Regions from separate parts of the Homo sapiens genome. Here region 1 is linked to region 2. A link is a loop called in an ENCODE intact Hi-C map of the cell type or tissue named here. Cell type or tissue: Calu3. All regions are shown on one strand. Each heading gives the region's core, and the rest is flanking DNA. Links, peaks and the distances in the headings are about the cores only. Region 1 has its middle 25 kb from the start of LINC01767. Region 2 holds the start of LOC124904186 (a long non-coding RNA gene).

Evidence for each region. Hi-C counts contacts between places; a loop is a spot of excess contacts. Peaks named below come from ENCODE experiments on the same cell type or tissue, not always from the same donor. Only the 100,000 strongest peaks of a DNase experiment are listed, where the experiment ranks them.
Region 1: a loop joins it to region 2, with 3 times the contacts of the local background. A loop is called at or near these places in 5 of 110 quality-filtered maps.

Annotation. Positions count from the first base shown.
Region 1 is chr1:56,385,416-56,395,386 of GRCh38, reverse strand. No RefSeq gene overlaps it. Among named protein-coding and RNA genes, the nearest start is that of LINC01767, 25 kb to the left of the region's middle. In Calu3, for the core only: no CTCF peak of the experiment used is centred there; DNase peaks (open chromatin) are centred at 4,996, 5,376 and 7,956.
Region 2 is chr1:56,326,216-56,335,883 of GRCh38, reverse strand. It overlaps LOC124904186 (a long non-coding RNA gene), which reads left to right and starts at 3,568. Exons shown (of 4, transcript XR_007066107.1): 1 at 3,568-9,668. RefSeq lists an enhancer at 3,412-3,471. In Calu3, for the core only: no CTCF peak of the experiment used is centred there; DNase peaks (open chromatin) are centred at 3,503 and 4,523.

The sequences.
Region 1 (9,971 bases), core at 1,362-9,361, 58 kb before region 2:
AAAGGAAATATACCTTTATCTCAGATAGTGTTGCACACACTGCCTAAACTGTTTTGGCTAGAATTATATCAATCCAGTCTAGTTACACTGAATATCTCATTACTCATCATGAGCTCTGATTAACTGGTATCAGTTTATTGAATGTTAATAAACATATCTTGAGTACTTATCTATTATATGTAGGGCACTGAACTGTGTTCTACAGATATAGAGACAAAAAAGATGCTTTTCCCATTTCAAGAAAATTGTAGTCTAGGAATGGGGGAGCATAGCTCAATAAGCATTTTAAAACATTTTCTTTCAAATTATAACAATAATACATTCTCATTGCAAATAATTCAAACAGTAGGGACATATTTCTTTTTCAGGTGCTGGAGAGTGGTTGAAGGATTTTATGCTAGAGCCTCATGTAATAGGATTAGCCTTTGGAAAGATCTTTCTGGCCGCCATGTGGAGGCTGGCCCAGAGCTGCACGGTACAGGAAGCAGGAAGTCTCGTCTCAGAGACCAGCAAGCGGGCCATGGTGTGATTTCAGTCAGAGGTGGGGAGGGCCTGAACTAGGACCGAAGATGCTAATGTGGATTTGAGAGCTCACTGGGTGGGAAAGTACGTGTTGGGTTACTGAACAATAGGGAAAATAATACAACTTTGACTTAAGAATTGGGCTTTGCTAAACAAATCTTTTTACAAACTGGTCTCCTAGAAAGGGCTCTGAAGGCACAGCTAACCAAACAACTATCCCTCCCAGGCAAGAGTTTCCCCACCAGGTGAATGGTTTGCCATGTTTCCAATTCCAGGAACTAGCTGGAATAACACTTATGCAATGGGAATGCACGAGGCCCACCTCCAGGAGCCTGGCTGGTGGAGAACTTGGCAAGACTGGAGTCCTCTGCGGAGTGGAAACTCCTGCGGTTCTGCTTCAAGTGAACTTTACTTGGATGGCTGACTTCAGAGGAAGTCAGAACGGGCTGCGTGGAAGGCTGCATGGGTCTGGGCCTGGAGCCACTGGCAAAGAGGAGCCGGGGATGGGTGGGAGAGTATGATAGCACTTCATGAACAAGTCTATGGTAGAGGAAGCAGAAGACACTGTGTTGGTAGGAAACCCTGCTGTCTTTCCCAGGCAGTGGATAAAATGAGGGCTTAGGAGCCAAAATAGCCTGCTGTGTCACTTCAGCACTGTGTGACCCTGGCAAAGTCACTTAACTTCTCTGAGACAAGTGTCCTTTTATGTAAAATGGAGATACATGTAGTACTCACCTTCTAGGTCATTGCAAGGATAAGCTATAACGAATGAAAACTGCTAGTACTTTGCTCAGCACCTTCTAGAAAGTCAATAAGTGGTAGTTACTGATTGAAGAGTCATAACTTTCTAACAAATACAGCTCCCAGATGGTTGGGGAGGTGGAAGGAAGGCAGAAGGCCAACTATCAAATAAAAGGACAAACAAAGAATACACTTATAACGATAGAACCATGCTCAATTGATGCATCTAGGGATATAGGGTGAATAGAGCTTCTGAATATTTCCAAACCAAATCATTCTCAAAACTTCGAGGAGGTCTCTTATTCACAGGTATCCCAGTGTGAGTCTTTTTGTAAAATTGATGCTGCTACTGATTATCATACAGTGCTACCAAATCGCCAGGGGCTCTTAAAGGAAAGAGATTATTTGTGTATCTTCAGAAACTCTTTGGCACTCTTTTTTTTTATTAAGTAGAATTGTTTTTTGAATCCCATATTGGTGTAGTTCTTTACAGATTACCTTGGACTTTTGAGTATATTATCTCATTTGTTCTTTGAGCAATCTAGAATTGCAGATTAAGGTTAGATTCAAGCCCTTGTTCTATAGGTGAGGAAAGTGATGCTCAGAGGGCTAACATGGTTTGCTTAAATAACTCAGCGAGGAAGGTGTGGATTTAGAATCCAAGCCCAGTCCTCTGACTCTCAATCCAGTGCATGTTCCTCTCTTCAGCTGTTAGCTCTTTCTAGGGACCTGATGGGCTCTCTCTTTTGTGCACACATGTAAAAGGCACGGCATGGAGGACCTGTATGGGTGGCCAGGAGGTAGGAGTTCACCACTGAACGTGGATGTTTTGTGATAAATGCAAGTATGTAGGATAAATGCTGAGACAAAGAGTCTCCCTTTGCTTGCTCTCCACCCTGGCTATGTGGGAGAGGATTCCGGATTACAACCACCACCCTTAGAATACTAAAACCACGTTCTTCAGGCAACAGCCTAAAAGTTCTCCCACCTAACTCATCACAGAATTCTTGGTCTCAGACAAAGTGTTCTTGCAAGAATTAATCAGAACATTCCTCACAAGCCTCCTCCACTAGCTTCATGCTATCTGCCGCCTCTCTGTCAGCACCCTATGCCATTAGGTAGGAGCATCCAGGGGATGCACACACTACTGCCCTCATGCCATTCAGAAGTGGGACTCACTTATCCATCAAGGTGGCGCCCAGTGCTAATTTAGGCAATTATAGATGATCAGTTTTCAAATTTTTGTGACCGTGTAACTGGGAAATTCACTCTTACTTTATAAGGTTAAAAACGACTAAAAAGTTTTCCCATTGGATCTCACCATTGGGTTCTTTCCCAATGGCCCTCCCATTCCTTCACAAGAAGAATGGTCTGGCTTTGAATTTTAGTGCTTTTTATTCTGAAGGAAGTGGGGTTACTTGATTGAGAGTGAACACGGAAGGCTTTCTGAGAAGATGACATTTGAGCTGAGACTTGAGGGAAAAGAAGGAGCTAGCATGTGAATAGCCGAGGGAAGCACTTTCCAGGAGTGGGGAACAGGAGCTGCCAAGGCCTTGAGGAGGCATGAGTTTGGAGTGCTCAAGGAACAGGGGAAAGTTACTATAGCTGGTCCCTAGTGTGTGCTAGGGGAGTGTAGTCTCTAATGAGCCTGGAGGGGCATGTTGGAGGGCTTTAGTTGGCTCACTTGCTAAGTGTAGAGAGCTTCCTTCTCACTAAGATAGATAGATAGAAGAACTTTGCAAACTGAGAAGTGCTTTTCTAAGTCTACGTTGTATTCTCACGGTACCATTTCCCCAAGGACTCGTGGAACACCCAGATACAAGCATGACTGTGGCTGCTTTATTTTCCCAATTTCCCTATAGCCTGGCAGGCAAGGGAGCAAGAGCAAGAGCTGGACCAAAAACTTCTGGTTTAGCCAGAACACCTTCCCTGCGGCCGTCAGATAATGAAGATGCAAGGCTTGAGAGAGGAGCACAGACAAGGATGTAGCCACAGCCATCTCCCCGCAACATTGTCTTAGAAGTGAAAGAGCCAGAGGAAGGGGCTAAGAGAGCTCACCCAGACCCAAGACACCCCCAGGCCCCAAACCGTCTGCTGATGGTCACAGTCCCACCTTTTCAGCATTCCCTGGCACAATGTGTCTTCTGGCCAGTGCACAGCTTCCTTAGCTGTGTCCAATTTTTCAGAAACACCAAAGATTCCTTTTCCAGCAAGCATGAATGACAGAAGGGAACACCTAAACCGTATTTCTCTTGTAGTTAAGGCTGACTAGGGACTGCGTTATATAAGATGAAAAATACTACTGGTTTGCTTTGCCCTTTTCCCTAGCGCTTATAGTGAAGTAATCTTTTTTGAGCCCTGGCTCATAGGCTGGTGCACGGGTCTCACTTAATAATTAAAGGTACATTTCGGAAACACGCTAAGCATCTCCCCTGCGGTCTCCCTAAGCCTAGTCCTGTCCCCAGCACTGCTTTAAAGGGGAAACTCACTGTTTGCTTCCGTTTCATGGGTTGGATCTGAGCTACTTGGTATGACCCATTCGGTGCTATTTTCCATACTACTTTTGTTTCACGCTGCTTTCAAATCCATTGCTTCCGTTTCAATTTCTGGACTTGCCCTGCCCTTTGACCCTGAAAATCATCTTTATTTTGTTTGCCACCACTGGGGTTTCCTCTCAACCCTGAATTCTGGTCGCTTTGGTTTGGCCTGTGCCTGGGACCCAATCAGCCTCAGCAGTCTCCTGACCCCAGAGATATCTCACTGGGTCCCTGCAAGCCCCAGGAGCTGTAACTAAGGTAAAGAATAGTACACTTAGCACGATGACTTCCAGGTTCATCTGCGTTTTCGAAAACGACAGGATTTCCTTCTTTTTGTTTTGTTTTGTTTTGTTTTGTTTTAAGGCTGAATAGTTTACCATTGTGTACATATACCACACTTTCTTCATCCATTTATTTATTGATGGCCACTTAGGTTGTTTCCGTATCTTGGCTTTTGTGAATAACGCGGCATGCTAAAAAGGAGTAGATTTTAAATGTTCTCACCACAAAGAAAGGGTAAGTATGTGAGGTGATGGATACGTTAACTAGCCTGATTTGATCATTCTACAATGTAAAAATGTATCAAACTTCACACTGTATGCCATACATATTTGCAATTATTATTTGTAAATTAAAAAAAATAAAAGAACAAAACAATTGGCCACTCAGTCAGCTCCATTCAACTCACACTCCAGGGTGTAGTGTCTTCCTCAAGCTCTAAGGAGACGTGTTTACACAACATCCAGGCATATTTTCTGACATTTCCAGGGTACCTGGCACTGTGCTAGGCTAGGGTTTTAAGGAAAAGGGGGTGGGCTTGTCCTCTTTTCTTTTCTTCCTGCCTCCTTTTTTCCCCTCCCTCCCTCCCTCCCTTCCTTCCTTCCTCCCTCCCTCCCTTCTTTCCTTCCTTCCCTTCCAATGATATAATTCTTCCCACTTCTCTAGGCTTGTGCCCATGGAGGAATTCACTAGGAGACTAAATTCCACTTTCAGGCTGCCTGCAAAACTCCCACTGCTGTCAGGGAGATTTCTGGGCCTTTAATGAGGGGAGAATTTGATTCTAAGACTTCTTGTTAAGATAAAGACCTGGCTGGTTTATTAACTCTATCCAGCTGGGGTACGGACTCACAGACAAATAATTAAACATTCCCTGCCTAAGAAAGTCAGGGTCTCAGAGAAAACCTGGGCTGGATCCGGTGGGAAAGGGGAAAAGGATTATCCCTTACCCCTGTACCAAGAATCATTTCCTGAAAGCCTAAAGCTGGTGGGCCTTTTCCTCTCCAGAAGAACTTTTCTTTCTCTCCTCTCCACATATCTGGATCTAATCTTAAATTGCATCCTAGAATATCAGAGTTCATTTATTCAACAAATATTTATTGGATACCTACTGTGTGCCGGAGACTTTGCTAGGCTTGGGGTGGTAATGGGAGTACTTAGAGGACTTCCTGGTCATTAATACCAGGTTATACAGGAAGAGACTGGGGCCCCAAGGGAAGAAGTCACATATCTGGGACAACAGGTTTAGTGAGGTTGTGGGCCCACTCTCACTCCCATAAAATGCTTCCCCTCCACCCTCCCTGTTTTCTCCTGGGAGTTTGACTCTCCTTAGGGCACCTCTGAGTTTTAGCTGCGGGATTGCAAGTTTCCTGAATGTGGAACCATGCCTGTCACCTCTTGGCTGGCCTTTCAAGCCACTCAGGAATCTCAGTACCTGCATTGACTCATTCAAAAATATTTGAATACATATTCAAACAGAAATTTTTAGTTCAAGGGCTCAATGCCTGGAAGTTAGTAATAATTTAATGTTTGGATAATTCATAGTAACTGATATTAATAACAATAACTAATCTTTTCTCAGCCTTCTAGTATGAAAAATATGTTCTCACATATCTGCATATTAACTCTCATGATTGCCCTGGCATTAAGTATTATTATTTACTTTTTTGTTAAGGTGAAGAACTTGAGACTCAGAAAGGACTTTCTTAAATTCTTTCAGCAAATAGTGGAATGGAGACTTGAATACTGAGTGTCAACCTTGTGACCATCCTATTGTATTGTACTGTTGTGCACAAATAAAACCCCAAAAGTGTGATGCAAGTGTGCAGGTAAACCATCTATTAAAATAGTGGGAATTTGATGAAAGAGGTCATGCAAGAGGAAGGGTTTAAATTGTCTTAGAGATTCCTGTACTCATATGTTTATGGCAGCACTGTTCACAATAGCAAATATATGGAATCAACCTAAGTATCCACCAATGCATGATTGGATAAAGAAAATGTGGTATATATACACAGTAGAACACTATTCAACCATAAAAATGAATAAAATTATGTCTTTTGCAACAACACAGATGGAACTGGAGGCCATTATCTTAAGTGAAACAAATCAGACACAGAAAGACAAATACCACATGTTCTCATTTGTAAGTAGGAGATAAATAATATAGACACATGGACATAGAGTGTGGAATGATGGACATTGGAGACTGGGAAAGGTCTGAAGGTGGGAGGAGGGTGGATAATGAGAAATTACTTAATGGGTACTGATATGGTTTGGCTCTGTGTCCGCCCTCAAATCTTACCTTGAATTGTAATAATCCCCACATGTCATGGGAGGGACCTGGTGGGAGGTAATTGAATCATGGGGTTGGTTTTCCCCATGCTGTTCTCATGGTAGTGAATAAGTCTCACAAGATCTGATGGTTTTATAAGGGGAGTTCCCCTGCATATGCCCTCTTGCCTGCCACCATGTAAGATGTGACTTTGCTCCTCCTTTGCCTTCCGCCGTGATTGTGAGGCCTCCCCAGCCATGTGGAACTGTGAGTCAATTAAACCTCTTTCCTTTATAAATTACCCAGTCTTGGGTATGTTTTTATTAGCAGCGTGAGAACAGACAAAGAAATGTACAATCTATGTTACTGGAGTGATGAATAGCCTAAAGGCCCTGACTTGACCACTACATGATCTATGCATGTAACAAAATTACACTTGTACCCCATAAATTTATACAAATAAAAAATAAAATAAAACACAATGAGATACCATTGCACCCTAGCGTGGTTAAAAATAAAAAGACAAATAATACCAAGGGTTGGCAGAGAAGTGGAACCTGGAATTTCCATGCATTGCTAGTGCTAATGGAGAATGGTACAGCACTTTGGAACCTATTTGTCAGTTTCTTTGAGAATTAAACATACACTTACCATAGGACCTAGCAATCCCAGTCCTGAGCTTTTACTCAAGAGAAAAATGAAAGCATAGAAAAATAAAATAATATCTGTATATGAGTGCTCATGGCAGTTTTACTCACAATAGCTCAAAAGTGGAAACAATCCAAATGCTCATCACCTGGTGATTGGTTAAATACATTTCAGTGCATCCATACAATGGGAAAGATGGCCTTTTAATTAAATGGTGCTGGAACAATTGGATAACAATTTTAATGTGATAAAAAGGAAGGAACTGCTGATACTTGTAACAGCATTGATGAATCACAAAAACCTGATGCTAAGGGAAGGCAACCAGACACAAAATTATTCTAATAATGATGAACTTCTGGAAAAGGCAAAACCATAGCAGCTGAAATTGGTGAATGGTTGCCTGGGACTGGCTATGGTAGGGAATTCACTGTAAGAGAGTATCGATGTTACTTTTGGGGGAGAGGAAAGTGTGCTATATCTTGTTTGTGTTGGTGGTTACATTATTGTACATATTTGTCAAAACTCATTGAATTGTACATAAAATTGGTGAATTTTATTGCGTTAAATTATGTCATAAAGCTAATTTTAAAATAAATAAATTGTCTTAGAAGGAGGAACAGTGTTCAGAAGAGAGGTTAATAATTAAATATGTGTGTGTGTATGTGTGTGTGTGCATGCATGCTCATGTGTGTAGAGGGGAAAGATGTGTGTATGTGTGTGTGTGTGTTTGCTTAGGCCATTCCAGAAGGAGGCAATAACCTAAGTGGGCCTTGCATGAAGCATGGTATGTTTGTTGAATGATGAGTTTGAAGTCCTAAGCTGGAAGGTGTATTCATGAGGCAAGCCAGTGAGCAGGAAGTGGGAAGGAGACAGGCCCAGGGGTGGTTTGTGTGGGGTGGATAGGATCCAAATCTCCATTTGGTAATTTACTAGCTATATGACTTTGGGCAAATTATTTATCTCAGCTTGTTTCCTCTTCTTTAAAATAAGCATAATACTTAGCTACTGCAAGGTGGTTGCAAGGATTAAATGTCACTATGCATGTCAACAGCATAGTTGGCCCATTCCCAGATGATTTTAGGTGTTCAAGATAAATTAGTACTTGCTCTTCAACCATAAAAGGGGCTTTGTGATGCAAAGTCTATAAGGAAGCTTAGCACCAGTCATGAAGCATAAAGGAGTATGAATAGTGTCCCCAAACTGGGAAAGGTTGGTGGTTTGTGAGACATAAAGAAATAATTTTTGTGTTTACTTTCGTTTGTTCATTTGTTTTAGAAAATTGTGGTCAAGATAGGTAATAAATCAGAGTCTGGAGGCAGACCAGGTTGGGGGTACTTAAAGGACATACATGAGAAGAGAAATTCTTGTGATATAGTAGAAGAATGAAGGGGAAAGGTAGGGACAGGGCATGAAACAACAACCATCAACATTTACTGAGTATTTCCTATGTGCCAGGCATTGTTCTAAATGCTTTAAAGCCTGAGCTCATTTAACACATCAGATGAATTAACTTGTCCAGTACTCACATCACACCTGAGGTGGAAGCTGCTCTTATGTGTATCTGGAAGTAAGGAAACTGAGGCACAGCCAGGTGAAGGTGCGTGCAAAGAATGCATGCATCTACCTCAATTTACTTTTAAAATGGATTTAAAAAGTCCTTAAAGAAACATGCTCTCATTATAGAAAATTCAAAAAAGATTTCCATCTCTACGGTTCTCTTATATTCAATTTATGTTGGTGCGTTTTCTTTGAGAGTGTTTTAGATTATTTTACTCTCTACTTATATGTAATTACAATCATGGTGTGCATTTATATATATCAGGAGCATATTGCTTCTTGTCTTCATGACTATAGTTTTAAATGGTGGTTTAATATTTCATTAAGTGGGTATATTAGAACTATTTTTTTCTGCTAATATGAACATCTTGGGACAGAAATCTTTGACAGCAACTCTTATTATGTTTTAAAGATGCATTTCCTGAGGTTGAATTACTGAATGAAATAGAGTGGCCAATTTCATGGCTCTTCATTCATATTGCCAATTTGCTTTTCCCACAGGGTTGAACACATTTATAGTATCCTGAACAACGCAGGAGGCTATGAATTTAATTACATCCTTGCCAGCATTGTGTGTTTTTATTTTTATTTTTTTGTTAAATTTATTAGGGAAATATGGTAGACTGTGTGAATTTTAATTTGCATCTTTTTACTTATTATTGGGATTGATCATTTTCTCTCACATGAGGTCCCTCTTTCATGATTTAAAAAACTTTTTGGTGAGTGTAATTTTTTCAAAACAAACATTTGCATGTTAGGATAAATGAAGTACATAACGGGGCAAAGAGGGGGTAAACTTGCAGACCAGGAGATTTTTGAGCCTAGAAAACTGGAAGAAAGGCCACCCCCAGCCTAAACAAACAGAGGGGAGGCAGGAGTCATTGGTAGAATACTTGGAACCTGTTTCAGTGCTGTCCAGAAAGTGGTGAGTCTTGCCATCCTCTGGTTAATATCTTCTTTTTCCTTTTTATTACACAAATAAAGTATGTTCATTGCAGAAAAAAATAAAAATAAGGACAAAGAAATAAAAATCAGCCATATTTCCACCATTCAGACAATCCTTTAACATTTCATTGTATACTCTCTCCCTCTTTGTATAGAAAATATAACACACATACACCTCTATATAATAGTGTCTCTTTTGAGCTTTCTTCTCTTAACCATGAATTTCTTGCTCTTCCTTCCTTCCATTTCCCTGTCACTCTCTCTCACAGCTCAAATGCCTTTGATCTTGTAGTTGTTTGCACTTCCTTATTCAGAATTGCTTAAGAGACTTGAGACCTTGGGTCACATCTTCAAGGTCCTATGGGAGTCCTTATGGAATCTGAACCAAGCCACACAGTTGGCCACAGTTATTTCTGTGTCTTTTTTCAAACCTGACTCTATTTGTTATCATGTGCTTCTGACTGGCAGAG
Region 2 (9,668 bases), core at 1-8,000:
TATACCCTCATCTCGTTTCCAGTATTTCATGTAGAGTCTTGAACAGAGAAGGAATTTAATTAATGTTGGCATCTTTGTTGAAACATACATTTATGATAAGTTGTCTTTAATAATTCTTTTTTTCTTTTAAAGTTAAAAGACTTTAGTTTTAGCTTTGGTTCTGCTATCCTTGTGAACTTAAATAAGCACTTTCACCTTTCTTAGCTTCACTTTCCACATCTAAATAAAGGAAATGATAAAACTTACCACAGAGGACTATTTTGAGAATGAAATGATATATCATCTAGATCAAGAACTGTGGCATTTGAAATGGTCAGGGAGGTCTTTCCTGAAAGGTGATACTCACAATTATTCAGAGATGGTCAAATCTGGAGAGCCTGGGGATGCTGGCTCAGAAAGGCTGCATGAGATATTTAGTCAGTTTTGGGGCTGATGGCTGAAAGATAATCTTGAAAAATCGGAATGGATTGTGGTACAGCAGGGAGAGGCCATAATCTTTTCTCGCCCTCTTTCTTACCTCTGGAGACTTCTATCCACATCTGGCTTAGGTCATCAGGCAAAATTAATGTGTTGGTTTCACCCTGCTGACATCTGTTTCTGTCAGTGCAAGCCCTCAGCAGCTTGGGTGCAAATGAGCACAAGTGTCGGCCCTTTCCCCAGGGAGACCCAAACAATGTGCCTGAATTGGGAAGGAGATTTGGGCATGAGTGAGATACCATTTCATGATGCTGTCTGAAAATATATTGAGTCCACTAAAGGACAAAATTTGGGCAAGTGCTACTTCTGCATTTTATGGCAAGTGTCAAACCTCTTGCCTTGCAAATAGTAGCAAAACAAATCAAAGACAACTGCTTTGGTTCCTTTCTTATTCAAAGTGGAAAAAGTTGGATAAAAGATTATCAGTGATGGTCGGGTGCTGTGGCTCATGCCTGTAATCCCAGCACTTTGGGAAGCTGAGGTGGGCAGATCACCTGAGGTCAGGAGTTTGAGACCAGCCTAGCCAACATGGTAAAACCCATCTCTAAAATACAAAAATTAGCCAGGCATGGTGGCTCATGCCTGTAATCCTAGCTACTCAGGAGGCTGAGGCATGAGAATCACTTGAACCTAGGAGGCAGAGGTTGCAATGAGCTGAGATCACATTGCTGCATTCCAGCCTGGATGAAAGAGTGAGACTCTGTCTCAAAAACAAACAAACAAACAAACAAAAAAACTGTCAATGATAATAACTATCCTGTTACAAATGTACACACCCTTTTTCTCTGAAAGTAGCTATTCATTTTCTCATTTGATCCTCACAGCAAGTCCTGGGGGTAGATAGGGCAGGTATTAACCCTATTTCATAGCTAAGAAAAGAAATACTTAAGTTCACGAGGGTTAAATTCCTATCCAAGGTCACCAGCTAAGAAGTAGGAGATGTGGGTCTTGACCCTAGTCTTCTGATTCCAAATCCTCATTGAGTGACGCAAGCTGTTTTCTCCTCCACGTCTTTGCTCATGTTGTCCCTTCTGCCTGAAACAACTTAAAGCAAAGAAAGAACTTTCTAACAGCCACATTATCCAAAGAAGGAATGAGGTAATGAGCTCCTCATTGCTGGAGAAGGGTAAGCAGAGGGGAAACCAATTGGCAGGGATATTGCAGATGAGATCCAACTATTGAATTGTAGATTGGACCTGACAGTCCTAAAGTCCCTTCCAAACCTGTGATTCAGTATCATTAGCCTAAAAGTACTAAAGCTAGCATATAATCTCTGGACATGGAAGCCAGGCTGAGAGAGCAGAGTGTGGAATATGGATTCTGAACCAGAGGGAACCCTTCAATTCACATAATCTCAGAACATCATAGCCAGAGGGGGCCTTGGCCCAGGTCCCTGGGCCAACTGTCAAACTCCCCTCCCAACAATTACCATTGTGCTAATTAGGACAGCCCCAGCAATCTGAAAAAGAAGAATTTCAAGGACTGTTCTGGCTCTGAATATCTGGAAAAAGGTGCATCTTGGTGGCTCCTGGAGTAGACCAGTCGGGGAGGAAGTTCTAGGAGGGACTCTTACAGAGACCAGCTGGACTAGAGCTTCTCTTGACTCCAAAGACACTTGACCTCAAATTTAGCTTGGTCACTTAACAAGGCTGTTGGGAGAAACAATTCACTTCAAAACTTAACCAGTGAAACACATGTACATGCTATCAACTGGTGAGCAATGGGCCAAACCAACCCCTGCTACTGATTCTTGGAGCAGAGGCAAAAGGGGCAGGGCATGGACTGATACACTTTAGAGTTGCATAGCTTTGAGTTAAAATTCTGGTTCTGTCACTGTTTTTTTTTTTTTTTTTTTTTTTTTTCAGAGACAGGGTCCTTCTCTGTCACCGAAGCTGGAGTGCAATGGCGCATTCATAGCTCACTGCATCCTTCAACTCCTGGACTCAAGTGATCTTCCTGCATCAGCCTCCCAAGTAGCTGGGATTACAGACATCTGCCACCACACCTGGCTCATTTTTTAATTGTTATTTTTTGTAGAGATGGGGCCTTGGTGTTTCTCAGGCTGGTCTCAAATTTCTGGTCTCAACCAATCCTCCTGCCTGGGCCTCCCAAAATGCTGGGATTACAGGTGTGAGCCACTGTGTTCAGCCTCTGTCACTGTCTTGTAAAGTGACTCTGCAAATTAGTCACCTGTCTTTCCCTGTTTTCTTATCTATAATTTGGGAATTATGTAGGCACCCCTCTCAGAGAAATGAGTAAAATAACAGATATATATATATTCACATGGTACAAAATAGGTGTTTAATAAATCCCAATTTGTTGACCAAGTGCCGTGGCTCATGCCTGTAATCCCACCACTTTGGGAGTCCAAAGCAGATAAATCACTTGAGGTCAGGAGTTCAAGACCAGCCTGGCCAACATGACAAAACCCCGTCTCTACTTAAAATACAAAAATTAGCTGGGTGTGATGGTGCATGCCTGTAATCCCAGCTACTCAGGAGGCTGAGGCATGAGAATCTTTGAACCTGAGGGGTGGAGGTTGCAGTGAGCCGAGATCGCACCACTGTGCTCCAGCCTGGGTGACAGTGAGACTCTGTCTCAAAAAAAAAAAAAAAAAAAAGAAAAGAAAAGAAAAAAAAATCCCAATTGGCTGCTACCATCCCAGGTAGTATCAGCGTGTCCAATTACTGAAATATAAATGTTGTATAACATTTAAAGATACATGAAAACACTCGGAAAAAAAAATTTAAGAAATTGCCTACTGTTTTCTTAGATATTTGAGTGAGACCCAAGGGCTAACATTTATTATCCATCATTCAGTACAATTTGAAACAAAACAATGGGAGCCTGTGGGTCATTAATTTGGTTCAAGGGGTTATCGTGCCCAAGTCTAACTCAGTGTTCTTCACAGCTTTGCCCAACACTGGGTTTTCCCCTGCACTCTCCACCCCACGCCCCCTGTCAACATGACTGATGAATTCAATATCCCCCTCTTTCCAGCTGACGAGTCATTGAGCTGACTCCAATCAGCAGGATCCCCTGGTCGCCTGACTCAGGCCTCCCCAGTCAGAGGTAGAGTCTGCGGTGGACAGACAGACAGGTCTGGAGAGGCTGGTAAGTAAGAACTCCCCGAGTGCCTCCGCCAAGAACCGATTTGAAGAGGTTGCCATTCACTCTGTCAGGCTGCGTGTGGGATTCATCAGGACCCAGCCTCGCTTTCTTTCACCCCGCATCAATGTGCCCTAAAGGATTTTTCTTTAAACCTGATTGCTTGGAAGGCATTGTAAGTCCACTGCTTTGTGATTCATCAATCCATGACAGCTCATTATTCCAGAAGCATTTAGGCCCCAAACCAGGAGAGAGGGAAAGGTTTCTTGGTGCCATAACGGGACAAAGGTTCACTGGCTTATTGATTCATGTCACAAATATTTACTCAGCCTGCTATTTAACTATGGAGATGAACTAGGAGGTGGATATTTGCTGGTGGGCCTCACTGTAAAGAAATCCCACTCAACAAAGTAGAGTCCAGAAATTCTGACTTAAGTACTATTAATATTGAACTTCTGAGAAAAGCATTTTACATACATCACCTGACTGACTCTATGATGTCTCTGTATGTAATACAGTATCTTTATTTTACACATGAGAAAACGGAGGCTCACAGGGGCTCAGTGGCTTATTCAAGTTCCATAGCTAGAAGGCAGCAGAAATGGGATTCAACCTGTCTGACTCCAAATCCCATGCACGTAACCATTTTTTACTGCATTACTTGTTCCCACATTTTTTTTTAGTTGTTGATAGGTTAAAAGGAAAACAAAGCTGTTTATGGAAGCATTTGAAAAATATAATGCTCTCAGTTGTAAGAGAATACTGTAGTATTGAGTTATCTGGAATTGCATGGGATGTAACATTCAATGGACAATGGAGCATTTGGTGGCCTGACCTCTCTTCCAAGTTCAGGAGGCCTCTCAAGTTTCAGTCATCAAGGCTCCCCTGGAGCACTGGGATTCTGAACTATTTCCTTATGTACTTCTCCTGGGCTGAGGCTCCTGAGTGTGGCTGAACCTGGTGGCACTCTTCTGCCACATAGAGATGAGGTCAGCCTGGACACTGCCCTGGGGTTTTAATCTAAATAACCACTGGATTAGGCTGCATTCAAGCTGGCAAAAATGTTTATTTCTTATATCTACTTGAAGTAAGCTTCCTTTCCAACAGCCCCCACTAAAAGAGAAGGGATAGAGGGCTTGTCTGTGTTCAGAGAAATCTCTCTTGTATTCATTAGCTGTCGGTAATAGAGGCTGAGTTTTTCAGATCCAAAAGACATGGAGATAGGATATTAAGAGACAATATGGAGTAGCAGAAAATGTATTGAGCTGGGAGTCTTACTCTAGGTCAGAGTCCCTTGTATTCAATACTTCACTCACTGTGTCACTTTGGGCAAGTTGCTTAACTTCTCTGTTTTCATTTTTACATCTATAAAATGGAGATGATAATACTTCTTTATCTTACAGAGTTATTGTGCAGGTCATATATAATAATAATTTTATTCATTCATTCATTCATTCAGTGACTGCTAGAAACTTGATATAATGATGAATAAGACAGTCATAGTCTATGCTCATGAAGCTTACAGTCTAGTGGGAGAGATAGATATAAATCAATCTTGATGGAGAAGTAGTTGTTCAAACAAAAGTTATGAAAAAGTATTATAAGAAAGGAATATAGGGTGCTGTGAGGGCCTATGGCTGAAAGTGTCATTGAAAATGAAACTAGAGGGATGAGTCATAGGTGGTGGAATTAAAGGGGAGAGGAAGGGCATTTTGCTTAAGTAAAGCAGCATGCATGCAGTTGCAATGGAGTTTTGCACAAACCAAGAACGGAGAGAAAGTCAATGTGTAACATGACCATATGGTCCTGTTTTCTGTGGATAGTCCCTTTGTAAACCCAGTGTATTCATTATAGAGCTTTTTTGCATTCCCTAAAGCATCTCTACTGGATGGAGAAATAATAGTCATCTCATTAATGTGGCTGGTGTGTAGTGAGCAAAGTGGGATGTTAGGCTAAACAGGTTCACTTAGATAGATCCAAGCTTTGTAGATCATATTAAGGAGTTTGGTCTTTACTTCAAGAGCAGTAGGCACAAACTGGAGCTTAAAAATTAGATCAGAATACTAGTTAACATTTATTTAGTATTGCTACATGCCTGTATTATGCAATCTGCTTTAGAAGACAGAGGTGCCATTGCAATCTCCACTTTATATACAAGGAAACTGAGCCTTGTACAGATCAAGGGACTTGCCCAGGGCCACATGATGATTAGTGGCGGAGTGCTGATTTAAAGCCAGATGTCATTCCCAAGACTAGGTATTTAATCTCTCTGACACTGACTCCCAGTGTGGAAGCCTTTAGCTATAAATGCATTCTGTTCAAAAGCTACTTCTTTTCTGAGCACTTAGCCAACTTTCATATAGGCATGTTGAAGTAAAGTGAAGCCTTCACAGCAACATCTCCCTACTCTATGAAACAGTAGAACTGAGTGCTAGAACGGACGTCAAAATAGCAGCAATGAAACCCACTGTGGCATCAGTATTTAGGATTCAGGCCCTGGTCCTGCCAGCTGTGACCTGAGTAAAGCCACTTGACTTCTCAGAGTCCATTTGACAACTCTCTAACAGGACAAACCTAGTCCTTTACCAGGAAGAACACACCAAATGTGAAAGGGCCCTGCAAACTGGAAAATGCAATGGTGATAACAACAACCAAACCCAAGAAAAACCTTTGTTAGGAGCTTTCTTCTTACCAAAGGACTGTGTTAAGTGATTTATGGAAATTTTTTTCCATTTACCCTTCAAAATTACCCCACAAAATAGGCACTATTATCATCACCATTTAACACATGTGTAATCTGAGGCCCAGAGAATTAAGTAACTTTTTATTTATTTATTTATTTATTTATTTATTTATTTATTGGAGAGGTGGGGGTCTTGCTATGTTGTTCAGTCTGGTCTTGAACTCCTGGCCTCAAGTAGTCTTCCCACCACAGTACCCCAAAACATTGGGATTATAAGCATGAGCCACTGCGCCTGAAAATAATTAAGTGACTTGTCAAAGGTTACAGGGTTGGTACTAAGAGCCACCAAGCTAGGGTTCTTTGCCATTATATAAGTTATGAAACAGTTTTATGAAAAGTACTATAAGAAAGGAATATAGGGTGATGTGAGGGCCTGTGCCTGAAAGTGTCATTGAAAGTGAAATGGGATGAGTCATAGGTGGTGGAATTAAAGGGGAGAGGAAGGATGTCTTGCTTAAGTAAAGCAGCATGCATGAAGTTGCAAAGGAGTTTTGCACAAACCAAGAATGGAGAGAAGGTCTGTGAAGGTGGTCATATGAACAGGATATAGGCTGTTTTCTGGGGATAGTCCCATTTAAACCCAGAGTCCTTATTAATAGGGCTATTTTGCACTCCCTAAAGCATCTCTACTGGATGGAAAAATAATACAGTCATCTCATTAATGTGGCTGGTGTGTAGTGAGCAAAGTAGAATGTTAGGCTACAAGCTCTGTCCAAAGAGGACAGCATACCACAGATGGCTCTGAACCATTTATCCCGAGAGCTTAAGAGCCCCAAGGATGAGGATGTTCAAGAAGAGAAGTGGAAGGCAGAGAGGCACTGGCTTATGGGAGTCTGTCCAGGAAGAGAAAGTGACCTCAGGTTAAGGCTCACTCACAGGGTGTTGAGGGAGTCCTGAGATGGCCAGGAAGGGCCAGAGAGGAATTGATGATGAGAAGTAAATTTGTTAGGACACAAATGATGGGTTTTGTTTGGAAGATAGATCTCTTTTTTGCTCTGAATAGCATAGTAAATGAGAATATGACTACCATTTTGGTGAGTTCTCAAGTGGATTTTATTGAGGATGGTACAACATTGCTATGTGTTTTCTCTCATCAATCAATCAACAAATGCTGCACAAACCAAGACTCAACTAATGTGATAAGTGCCATATTTTGAGAATTTATTGCCTATCAACTATCATTCCATATTTTTTATACATATTACTCCATTAAACCTTTAAATCAGGCCCTGTTTTACAAATGAAGAAACAGCACAGGAAGTGAAATTCTAAGCCAAAGTTCCCATAGCTGGTGAATGGGTTTGAACCAAAGTTGTTCCACTTCAGAGTTTGCATTCTCAATCACTGGACAAGGTCACCTTCACCGACATATACCAAGTAGAGTGGTCTCAACTCATATTTATAAAGTGCCTGCTCTGTCCTGGGCCCTATGAGTTGCTTTTATATAACTTTATTTAATTTGGCTTTGCCATATAACCCTGGACATGGCACTTAACACTTTTGGTCTATTTCCTCATCTGTAAAACGAGGATAGTAATAGTACTTACCACAGAGGACTGATAAGAGAATTAAGTGAGATAAGTAATGCAAAGCACTTAGTAGAGAGCCTGGCAAGCAGAAAGCACTGGAAAAGTGTTTGCCAAATCAATATTCTGGACAACTGCCTTGTTCTATAGTTGCTTTATCTATTATTCTAATTTTAGCCTGGAGCTGAGAGCCATAAAGAAGGCAGAAGACACTATTTGCTTGCCTCTGGATGACGCAGAAGAGCGACTCTTAGCATCATAGCTACTATTGCTTCTTCTTCCTGATCCCCTGCTGCCTCCTCTTCCTTCTTCTTCATGTACAATAAACTGCACATATTGAAAGCATACAATATGATACGTGTATATACACACCTATGAAACTATCAAAAATAATTAAAATAGGGAGCATATCCATCACTCCCATATGCTTCCCTGTACCCCTTGATGGTCCTCTCCTGTCCTTCTCTACTTGCTTCCTCCAACCTCATTCCCATCCCCATCCACATCCCCGTTTTCATCTCCATTCCCATCCCCATCTACATTTCCACCCCATCCCCATTTGCATCTCCATTTGCATCCCCACTCCCATTCCCATCCCCACTCCCATTCACATCTCCATCCCCATCCCCTTCCCCAGCCTGTCCTCATTTTCACCCCCATCCCTGTCCCCAAATCCATCTCCATCCTCATCCCCATCCCCATCCCCATCTCCATCTTCAGGCAACCATGGATCTGCCTTCTGTTACTGTAGATTATTTTGTATTTCTAGCATTTTACATAAACAAAATCAAACAGTAAATATTCTTTTTAAATTTTGCTCTTTTTAATCAGCATAATTATTTTGAGGTTTACCATGTTATTCTATGTATGAATAGTTCCTTCTTTTTATTGGAATACTATTTCATTATATGGATATACCATATTCACGGATCCATTTACCTGCTGATGAACATTTTAGTTGTGTCTAACTTTTAGGCATTACAAATAAAGCTGTTAGGAACAATAGTGTTTGTATGGACATACGCTTTCAGTTCTCTTAGTTAAATCCCTAGGAGTAGAATGGCTGGGCCACATGACAGAGGTGTGTTTAACTTTACAAAGATGTCAAACTGTTTTCCAAACTGATAGTAACATTTTATGCTTCTCCCAACAATGTATGAGAGCTCTACTTGCTCCATATTTTCTCTGGCACTTGGTATGTTAGTCTTTAAACATTTAGATATTCTAGTAGGTGATTAGCATATCTTACTGTGCTTTCATTTGCATTTTCCTAATGACTAACGATGTTGAGCATCTTTGCATGTGCTTATTTGCCATTCGTATATCTTGTTTTTGGTAGAGTGTTCAAATATAATTTTATTTTTTATTTTTTGAGACAGGGTCTTTCTCTGTCACCCAGGCTAGAGTGCAATGGTGTGGTCATGGCTCACTGCAGCCTCGACGTGGGATCAAGCCATCCTCCCAGTTTCACCTCCCAAGTAGCTGGGACTACAGGCACATGCCACCACGCCGGCTAATTTGTGTATTTTTTGTAGAGGCAAGGTTTTGCCATGTTGCCCGGGCTGGTTCGAATCTTGGGCTGACCCACTTCGGCCTTCCAAAGTGCTGAGATTACAGGTGTGAGCCACCACACCTGGCCTGGTTTGATTTTTTTCATTACTGAGTTTTGAGAATTCTTTATAAATTATGAAAATATTTTCTCCTAGTCTGTGGTTTATTTTTCCATTCTCTAAATGGTCTTCTCACATAACTTAGTGATGATTCATTCTTTTTTTTTTTTGAGTTTTTTCTTCTCTCTATGTTTTGTTTTGGAT